Regions from separate parts of the Homo sapiens genome. Here region 1 is linked to region 2. Evidence: chromatin loops called from intact Hi-C (ENCODE). Cell type or tissue: mammary epithelial cell. All regions are shown on one strand.

Region 1 (5,000 bases), 330 kb after region 2:
AGGTATATATTGACTGGAAGTATTCTGAAACTATTATATAAAACAAAACAGCTTTTGACTTTTTTGTATCAGTTGTTTGTTTGAAAGTTGTTCTTCAAGTGGGAACATGTTTTCTTCCATTTTAAATTGCAGTCTTACAGATCTGTAGTTTTCTTTTCATGGGGACAAAATTCGTTTTAAGAACTCTGGTATATAAATCTCTGGAAGAGAGCATTCACAAATAAATTCCGATCAACAGATTGCATACATTTCTCAATCAGCTGTGCAGACTGAGCATTTTCACGGCTCCAGTCATTTCATAAAGATGATTCAGAATTAATCAGTCCTACTGCTACTTTTATTATTTATATATTCACAGTATTGACAGATTTCATTTTCTTCCCACTCTTTACTCCTCCTCTATAGGAATAACACTCATGATGTGGTGCGGGCAGCAGGAAGACCTATCATCTGACTTTCTTTCTTTAAGGCATCACTCAACTAATCCTGAGAACCTATGAACAATAATGGTGGATATGCAGATTCACATCAAACTTCTGTTTGGTTCTTCAAGTGTTCTCTCCAGAATATGAAGTCCACTAATTCTTTAGACCTCAGTAGAGGTATGTGAAGCATGTAGTAATAACAATGGCTACAATGACACATAAATAGTTATGGCTGCAATCGCTATAGGTACTGGAACAACATTCCTCTAGGAACAATGACATCAAGAAGCCTTGCAGAGAGCCAATCTCCCAGAATTTTGAGCAATCAAACTCCTTGTGACATTTTAGAATGCACTGCATCTTCTCTTAGGGTTACTAAAAACTACAACTATACCTAACTCACCTAGCAACAGTTCATGCCGCTAATTCATTTTAAAGATACATTAACAGTAGTCTTTTCATATGTCTCTTTGAATTGACTTGGCTGTGTCTCTTGAAAGGCTCAAATTTGATTAGGCCAAAATGCAGAGGAAATTAATGTTATTCTCTTGTGCCATTTCCCTAAATTCAGAAATGTAAAGAAATACCAATTTCAAATACAGACAAGTCTAATGTTAAATGAAGTCTGAACATATAAAAAGATTGTCGTCAAGACAAATCCATTGCCTGGTTTTCTTCAGCTGACATCTATTTTTATGTAGACGGTATGACTTAGATTCAGGGACTAAACATGAAGAAATTCAGAATAATCCAATTATTCAAAAGGCATGCAAAAACTATTATTTAAAAAATCTCTTTTCACAGTGTTTTTGTTTTGAGTACTATAGCTTTGTAAACATTTAATTATCTAGCTTTATGGGTTTCGTTTTAATGATTGTGCCAACAAATGATAACAATAAATCCATGCCAATTTTGGAAGTATTTCTAATATTATATAACAAATTGGAAAGGAATTTTGTACATGATTATCTCTAGGAAGACAAACCACAAGAGTAATTAACAGAGCTATGATTCCATTATCATCACAAGGGTTAAACCAGAAGTTCATGTTCACTATTTTCATATATCTCACAAACCCAAGTATCAGTTCAGTTCTCCTGGAAATTCATGAAGGATTAAAACAAAACACATTATTAGGCAATATTTTGATATAAGGAGTGGGTAGCTAATATGTTTTCCAAAATTTAGTACAGAAGTGTGTGTATCATCTCAAGATTGGCGGTAACACATGTTACTTACAAAAAAATGAGCAGAAATAAACAGTGTGTTTATGATGTATAAATAAAATATAATGACATCACTAGACAAGGGAACATCTACTTTTTGGAAATTTATTTAGGGCAGTGAACCATTAAAAAATAAAACATAGGCTTTATATTTTTATCATACAGATGGCTAATATTATTAATTTTCAATATGCATTTAGGAAAAACCAAAGTATATTTACTATTTCAATTAGCTATTGTCACAGTAATGTAGAATAAAGCTCAATGGCTTTATGCAACAATCATTTCTTTTCCTGGATGTGAATGGCTAGTGCAGCCCTGCTGTTCATGTCTTTTATCGTTTTCCTGAGACCAGCAGCCTAGATGGACGTGTTCTCAGAATGATAGCAGAAGCACAAACAGGAATGTATAGATCTCTTAAGGCCTAGGCTGAAAACTGTCACCTCTCACTCCTGCTCATTTACCATTTGCTAAAGCAAATCACATGGCCAACCCCTAAGACTAGGGGTTGGGAAGTACATTCCACTCATAAGGAGGCATTGTTAAGGTTGTGATTGCAGAAGGTGGAGAAGAAATGGGATTAATGATTAAATCTACTACAGCTACATAACAGTTTCTTTAAAGCAGATGATATATTGTGGAACATGACAATGATGTGTACTTACTTATATCTTTGACTGAATTCTTCAGGGTGTAATTTTTGCCACAATATTTACCCGTGCTAGATGATTGTTATGTATTTTTATTGTTATCAGTGATTAACCTGCTGCTAAATTTAAGAAATAGAGAATCTTACTTTTTTTTTCCAGATTCTTGTATAAGGAATTAAAAGACATATTTTACTGGAGGCAATCCTTTAACAGCGGATGTGAGTATAGGCAGACTGATGCAATGTCTAGTCTAGGGAGCAGAGCATGCCATCTGAGTCACGAGTCTTGTCTTACTCAACTCTGGAGTTACTTACTTGAAGAGCATATACTATATGGGAATTATAAGACAACACTGCCCCTAAGGAGTTTGGGAAAATTATTTTCTTTTCCAATACAATATGCAAGAAAATATTTCACATCATGAGATTTAGTCACTTCCTGTAAGACAACCAGAGCAAAAAGTCTTCTTAGTCAGATACACCATGTAGGCAAACTACTCTCTCATCACCTGTGCATGCACGTGTGTGTGCGTGTGTGTGTGTGTTTGTGTACACATTCTGTCTGTTTCCAATTACAACTTACTTTTCTCATCTCGTCTTTCAAATTCTTGTTTTTCTGGTGGTGTTCCATTTTTGTAAATAGAAAAGTAAAAGAAGAGTGTGCTTAAAAACCTGCTCAGAGGGTGAATTTCAAATTGGCGTCTCTATTAGAGGACTAATTTGCTTTCTATGTGCAATCCTGGTGTGATCACTGTTGCATATGTTACTGGATTTCAACTCCTCTGCCCCTACCTAAACTCATTTTGAGACTCTCACATGGTAGGTCGATAGCCTGAGTTTTATGGAGCTCAAATGCTGACATGACTTCTGTCAGACTTCTGGTGTCACATTTGGTGAAGCACCAGGAGAATATTCTACCATATTTCTCTTTCCTTTGTTTCACTAGGCCAGAGTAGTCCTCTCTCCCTTGGGTTATCAGACTTTACACACTAGCAAAGCATATGATTGGCATTTTTCTCTTGCTTATTACCCACTCCATTCCTCTCTCTCTGTCTCTCTCTCTCCCTCTCCTTCCCATTCTCCCTCTGTCCTTCCTGTTCTCCCTCTCTCCTTTCTATCCTCCCTCTCTCCTTCACACTTCTCTTCTCCTCTCTCTGTCTCTCTAAAATCAACTAATTATTTTCCATTTTAATCACATTCATAAGTCAATATATTTTATGTGCAAAGAAATACATATTCAAGAAAAAAGTTCAAATAAGTAAAACGACAACAAAAACCTGTTTCAGAATAAAATAATCTTCTTTGCTAGAACTAACCAAGTTCTAGCTGGTGTCTTTAAGACACAAATTTGGCTAGAAAGTTACTAATTAATTTGTAAAATATACCTGAAGGAGTTGTGCCTTTTACGGGATACTTAGATAATCTATTCACCATCAGTCAGGGGTGGGTAATAACTCTCTGACTACTCTTCTGTACTTTTTATCTTATATACAGTCTTTCAGACAGAATCTATTTCAATACAGTAAACACACATACACATTCCAAATCAAATCAAAACAAAACCTTTTTTCCTTCTCTTGATTAACTTTACTTTTGAGAAATTGATTATAATGAAACATGTTTAACAAAATGCATTTTTATGATAAAGAGAAGATTCCCTAAATCAAGACTGAGACATAATTGTGAAAAATTCAGCCAGTATTATAATTGGATTAAGTTATGGGATTCAACCTGAAAAAAGAAATTTTTATTCTGATATTGTAATTTGGTCATATTAGGCTAAGATATAATTTAATGTCATGAGTCATTAGAGTGTAACATTGTACTAGTGATCATGGCTCTGATGGAGGCATGGACAGTTTTTATGCAAAGGGAAAAACATGAAAATGGTAATGGAAGCCTTTAGGTGTCATCTGGCTTAGCTTTTCCTTTTGTATCTTCAAAACAGTGGGAAGAATAAACAATACTATTCTTGATTGGCTAGCCACTGGAGATGGGGATACCAAATGAAAAAAATGCTCCAACACAAGCAGGAAGTATTATTTTCTTCATTTCTTTATCCTGCAAAAGCACAGAGACTCTGTCTTGCAGAATCATTTTTTTTTTTTTCAAATTTCAGAGCTGAAAGGGCCATAAGCAAAACATCTGGTCTAGTGGTTCTCAAATTTAAGTGGGCACAAGAACTACCTAGGGGCTCTTTACATATGCAGATTCCACGACCCATCCCCAGAGAGCTTCTGACACAATGCATTTTTAATAAAGTTTCCAAGTAAAGATGGTGTCCGTGGTATGTAAACCTGGAGAAACATATCTTTTACCTAGATCCATCATTTTTCAGAAGATCAACCTGAGATCTCCAACAGCACTGACTTCCCCAGGATTACAGAGGCTAGTGTTTAGGAACAGGACCCTAACTTCTTGACTTAAAATAAGATATTTTGCACTCTCTAAATACCTTAATACTTCTATTAAAAAAAGTTTTAGAGTCTGTTAGCTGAAGAAGCTGTGCCTTTTTAAGGATACTTAAAAGCGAATAGGCTTTTCCCCATTTTTGTATTGTGGCAAAATATACACAACATAAAATTGATCATTTTAATCATTTCTTTTTGATTTGGGATCTTGACCATGCTGGGGTACAGTGTCATTCACTGCTTCCTCCAGTTCCTGGGTTCAAGGAATCCTCCTGCCTCAGCCTCCAGT
Region 2 (5,000 bases):
TAAATGAGTGTGTTCAGATTGTGAAAATTCACTGAACTGTATAAGTTTAAGCCATTTTTTCTTTTTTTTTAATTGACAAATAAAAATTGTATATCTTTATCATGTATAACATGTTTTGAAATATGTATACACTGTGGAATGGCTAAACCAAGCTAAGTAACATATGCATTACCTCATATACTTATCATTTCTTATGGTGATAATACTTAAATCTACTCTCTTAGCAATTTTCAAGACTATACTAGATTTTCATTACCTATAGTCACCATGGTGTACAATAGAGCTCTTGAACTTATTCCTCCTAACCGAAGTTTCATATCCTTTAACCAGCATCTCCCTTATTTTCTACATGCCTAATATATTTCAGTAAAAAAGTGTTTTAAAAGGTGGGTATAATTTGGTTGTGGCCTTTGTAGATGTCAAAGCAAAAGAAAAAATATAAAAGGAAATATGATCGATTTTATTATTTGGATTATTGATAAGGAGGAAAGAGTGTAAGTGAAACAAAGGAAAATCCAAGTCTGGAATGACTTAGATTGAATAAACAGATCTGCATGGGATCTAAGGTGGGAGACACTGCATGGTGTCGACTTTCAGAAAAATCCCTTCAGCAGTTTTCAGTGCCCCTCGACATAAGCCAGGAACATGATGCCGAGGTACACCTGAGTTGAGGCAATCTTATGGGGGCCAAGGCAAAGTGGTCTAAGAATGCAGCTTTCTGATGACCTGGCCTGAGGTGGAGATAAAACTAACTACAGTGTTTTTCAAACTGCAGGTCATGAACCCTTAGTACGTCATGAAATCTATATAGTGGATCATTACCAGTATTGTTCTTAATGAAACAGAAAAGAATAGAAAATATGACAGTGTAGAGGTTGGAGTGGGGAAAATGGGTTATAAAACTACCTATTGGGTACTATGCTCACAATCTGGGTAACAGGTCATGAGCCCCACACCTTAGCATCATGCAATGTTCCCATGTAACAAACCTGTACATGTACCTCCTGTATCTAAAATAGAAGTTGAAATTAAAAAAAAAAAAAAAATATGAAAGTGTACTATTTGGTATGGGTAAGTAATGTTTTGTGAAACTTTTCTTTCAATCATACAAGCATGAATAGACAGAAAAAGATTTACAGATATAGATGCGTGTGTGCGTGTGTGTGTGTACCAGGATGACATATAAAATTAATTTTTATAGTGGATTGGCAAAAAAGATGAAAGCTACAGGCTTTACTACATAAAGAAATGGACAAACTATACATGCCCACTGGACAATCATGCATCATTATAATTTCTCTAGACTAGGATTTGGAAAGAAGTTGACGGAAGACAGTTTGCAGTCTTATTCCCTGGTAAGGGCTGGAACATTACAAGAGACTGGAGGAGGATTAAAAGATTCAGGAGGGGGAGCAAGTTGGGGAGGCGTTCATCAAGTCTGAAGTTCTAACCACATGAGATGCTGCAGGGGCTGAGAATCTGCTCCAAGTTTTAGGGGGTGTCTTCTCTGCCAGCTGTTCGTTTGGGTGGCTGTTTGGGAGTATACCAGGAATCACTCAGCCTTTTTGTTTTCTTCCAAATGGCATGGTGATATTGTCACATTGCAGGAGGAAAAACATTGCTGCTAAAAGTATTGTTAAGGGGAGTAACAGGTAGCTCACACTACTATACACAACTGCACGTTGCCTGTCTGAACAAAACACTTCAAAACATAAACTGAGAAATGCCCTTCTGCTTCCATCTTGCAGTGAGACCTAATTCAAAGTCCTTGCTAGTGTGCTCAGGTCCACGCCAACAAATTGGCAAGTGTGTGCCTGACAGAATGGTCACATTTTAGGGCTGGATGGTCCCCATTCTATTTAATGCTTATAAATTCATCCTATTAAGTGCTTGGGGAAATTAATCTGAATAAGTGTCCATGAAGACTGATAATTATCATGATTTTTAAAAGTATTCTCATATAATTGTAGGAACATTTTAGACAGTCTGCAGCCATGGGGGTATTAAGCATATTATGAGTAAAAATAACAGCTTTAAGAATAAAATTCCTTTCAAAAGAGTGACCAGCTTTGAAAGTTACCAGAAGGAAACCCACAATCTTTCTTTTTTCAGTATTTAATCACAGCAGCTTTCATTAAATTCCCAGTACTAATAAGTGGTTAACTATGTTTGTAATCAGTATTTCTTATATTTTTAAAAGCACTAGATTATGGATGCTGTATGTCTACCATTGGCTGTGAAGCCACAAACAGTTTAGCCTAGCAATGATTACTCACAAAGCATGAATTTTAACAGCACACTCCATTTTACCTACATCTAAATTCAGAAGAGAATTTAGTCCACAGAGGAACCTTCCTGTAACTTTTCTTGAATATTTTGTGATATCTTGCAACATGGCCAAAAGTTCTAGCCCTCTCCTTGGTGTCCAGCTCTTGCAGTGTGCCTTTGTATCTCTTCCCACCAACAGGTGGAGTCTTTCCCCACTCCTTACATCTGGGATGGCCCTATGACATGACTTGCTTCGGCTAATGGACACTACCAAACATGACACAAGCAGAAACCTGAGAAGTTTCCATGTGAACTAGCCTGAACTAGCATGTTGGATGATGAGATACACACAAACCTAGTTGCATCTGTTCCTAGATGACAGCCTGTCAACCATCAGACATATGAGTCAGGTCACGATAGCTTATCCAGCTGCCAGCTGACTACAGATGCATAAGCATGCCTGGCAAACAGTAGTACAACTGGTCACACCACATAAATGGCCCAATCCACCCATCAAATAGTGAGCTAAGTAAATGGCTGGCCATTGTGTTATAGAGTTTATGAACTATTGTTCAAATTTGGTCTATGGCCTGCTTCTGTACAGCCTCTCAGCTAAGTATGACTACATTTTTAGAGTTGTAAAAAGAAAAAGAATGTGCAACAAAGATGCAAAGTGCTCCACAAAGCCTATAGTGTTTACTATGTTGTCCTTTACAGAAAATGTTTGCTGACCTCAGTGTTAAGCCAGTAAGTTTTGGGGTTGGTCTGTTATACAGCAAAAGTAGCTGTTACACATCTGCTCCCAAGAAAGAACGTTAGAAACTAGGCCTTTCTCACAAATTCAGTTAGCACCTAGTCAATTTATCCTTGGTGCATGTCCTCCAGTTGCTTGTTAATAAGATAATGCTGAAATGAACAGAAAGAACAAATACACATATAACCTGGGAAGTTATTTTAGTAATATGCTTCTCAAAAGTAAGATTTTATAAGGGGTATTTAGAAAAACAAGTATACAATTTTTAGCAGTCTTATTCATAATATCCTCAAGCTGGAAACAAAATCATTATGCTGAATATAAGAGACCAGATACATACAAAAATACTGTATGATTCTATTTATAGAAAATTCTTGAAAATGCAAAGTAATACACAGTGAGAGAAAGACGATCAGTGGTTGCCTAGAATCAGGGGTGAAAGGAAAAATGACCTGCAAAGGGGCACAAGGAGGCTTTTGGGGGAGTAAGAACGTTCTGTCATTTGACTGCAGTGGTGGTTTCACAAGTACACATCTGCCAAAAATCGCTGAACCACTTTAAATGGAGGCAGTTTACTGTGTGTAAATTTTTATTTAATAAAGTTTATTTTAAAATTTTTTTAAAAAAGCGTTTGCCCTAAAATCAAATTTAACATTCAAAAATGCATACAACTGCACAAAGAATGAGGTGCATCACACAGGATGTTTACATAAATATAGGACAGATTCAGGTCATGCTGTCAGTTCCCTTCTGATTAATTCCGAAAATATCAAAACATTAGATTCACAAGTGACCTTAAAGGTTAATGAATTATATCCTCTCATCCAATACAGAAATTGCCTTTAGGGGTGAGACAGTCATTTCAGTCTTGAAAATCTACTGTACAGGGAGTTTAATGCTTTTCAAAGTGGCGGATTTTATTTTTTGGAGAGCTCGATTACAAAAGTTTCTTTAATATTTAGTTAAAATATGCTTTCCCATAACTTCCACATATCTAGCTCAATCCATTCTCAGAATAAAACAGGAAAAAAATAACAAAAGAGAGTTCACAGTAGTAATGAATGGGCAAAACTGGCCAAATGAGGTCTTCAGGCAGAGGGCTGAGTTGAGCTTAAGAGATGACTGAAGAAGAAACAGCCATGTGCAAAGGCAGGGCCAACGACAGAGACTCTATTTTGTGTTGATCTAGATCTATTAATTGACATTCTTTAGATGTCATTATTTAATCAGCTTCAAATTCAGCCTATTAGCCAGCCCCACTGTTCTTTATCTTGTACCCAATATTCTCAAAAGAGAACTTGAAAAATGTGGTGTAAAATCCTAAGTTATGCTGTCTCTAACAGTCTTCTCATCTAACCATCAAGCAGCCATAAAAAAAATGAAAATGAGGTGCATGTGACATGGCAGATTTTGAGAGTATCACGCTGATTCCCAGCAGCATGTTATCCTATGTAATCATTAATAATCAGTACGATGTCATTTTCCAGGATTTTGTTGCTCATCAACATCAAACTTATTGGTTTGTAAATTTTAAAATTCATCTCTTTACTTTTTAAACGTTAAAAAAATGTTTTCTAATCTCCTTATATGACATCACCAATCCCTTCCCATGTTTTCTCTGAGTTTTCCACTGGCAACTCTTTTCATGGGAGGAGGAGTGACTTTTAGTGGATACTGGATAAGAAGAATGCACTCCTGTTGAGTAGAATGAGATCCCATGGCAGCACTTCTAACAAATTAGACCTAGTCTCTGAACAAAAACAATATGAGTTAAGATCGTCCCTAAGATTATCTAGAAAAGAATCCCGTTCCCATAAAGCTGAGTAACATTTTGGTCAGATTTGTGTCATTTTAAAAGCCAAAATATTTACCTAAAAAGCAAGTGATTTGAATGTCTCAGACTAAGTTATTTTTTACTGATCTATGGCCCTCAAATGAGTTGATGACCTTCAGTAGAGAAATGGTTCTTTATTTCTGA

What was found. Hi-C counts contacts between places; a loop is a spot of excess contacts. Peaks named below come from ENCODE experiments on the same cell type or tissue, not always from the same donor. Only the 100,000 strongest peaks of a DNase experiment are listed, where the experiment ranks them.
Region 1: a loop joins it to region 2, with 15 times the contacts of the local background. A loop is called at or near these places in 3 of 110 quality-filtered maps.

Annotation. Positions count from the first base shown.
Region 1 is chrX:31,606,688-31,611,687 of GRCh38, forward strand. The region is part of intron 55 of DMD (dystrophin); the gene reads right to left. Among named protein-coding and RNA genes, the nearest start is that of FTHL17, 540 kb to the left of the region's middle. In mammary epithelial cell, a CTCF peak has its summit at 2,653; a DNase peak (open chromatin) is centred at 2,654; H3K27ac peaks cover 1,590 bases.
Region 2 is chrX:31,276,986-31,281,985 of GRCh38, forward strand. All of the region lies in intron 62 of DMD (dystrophin), which reads right to left. Among named protein-coding and RNA genes, the nearest start is that of FTHL17, 210 kb to the left of the region's middle. RefSeq lists an enhancer at 2,327-2,621. In mammary epithelial cell, a CTCF peak has its summit at 2,478; no DNase peak of the experiment used is centred here.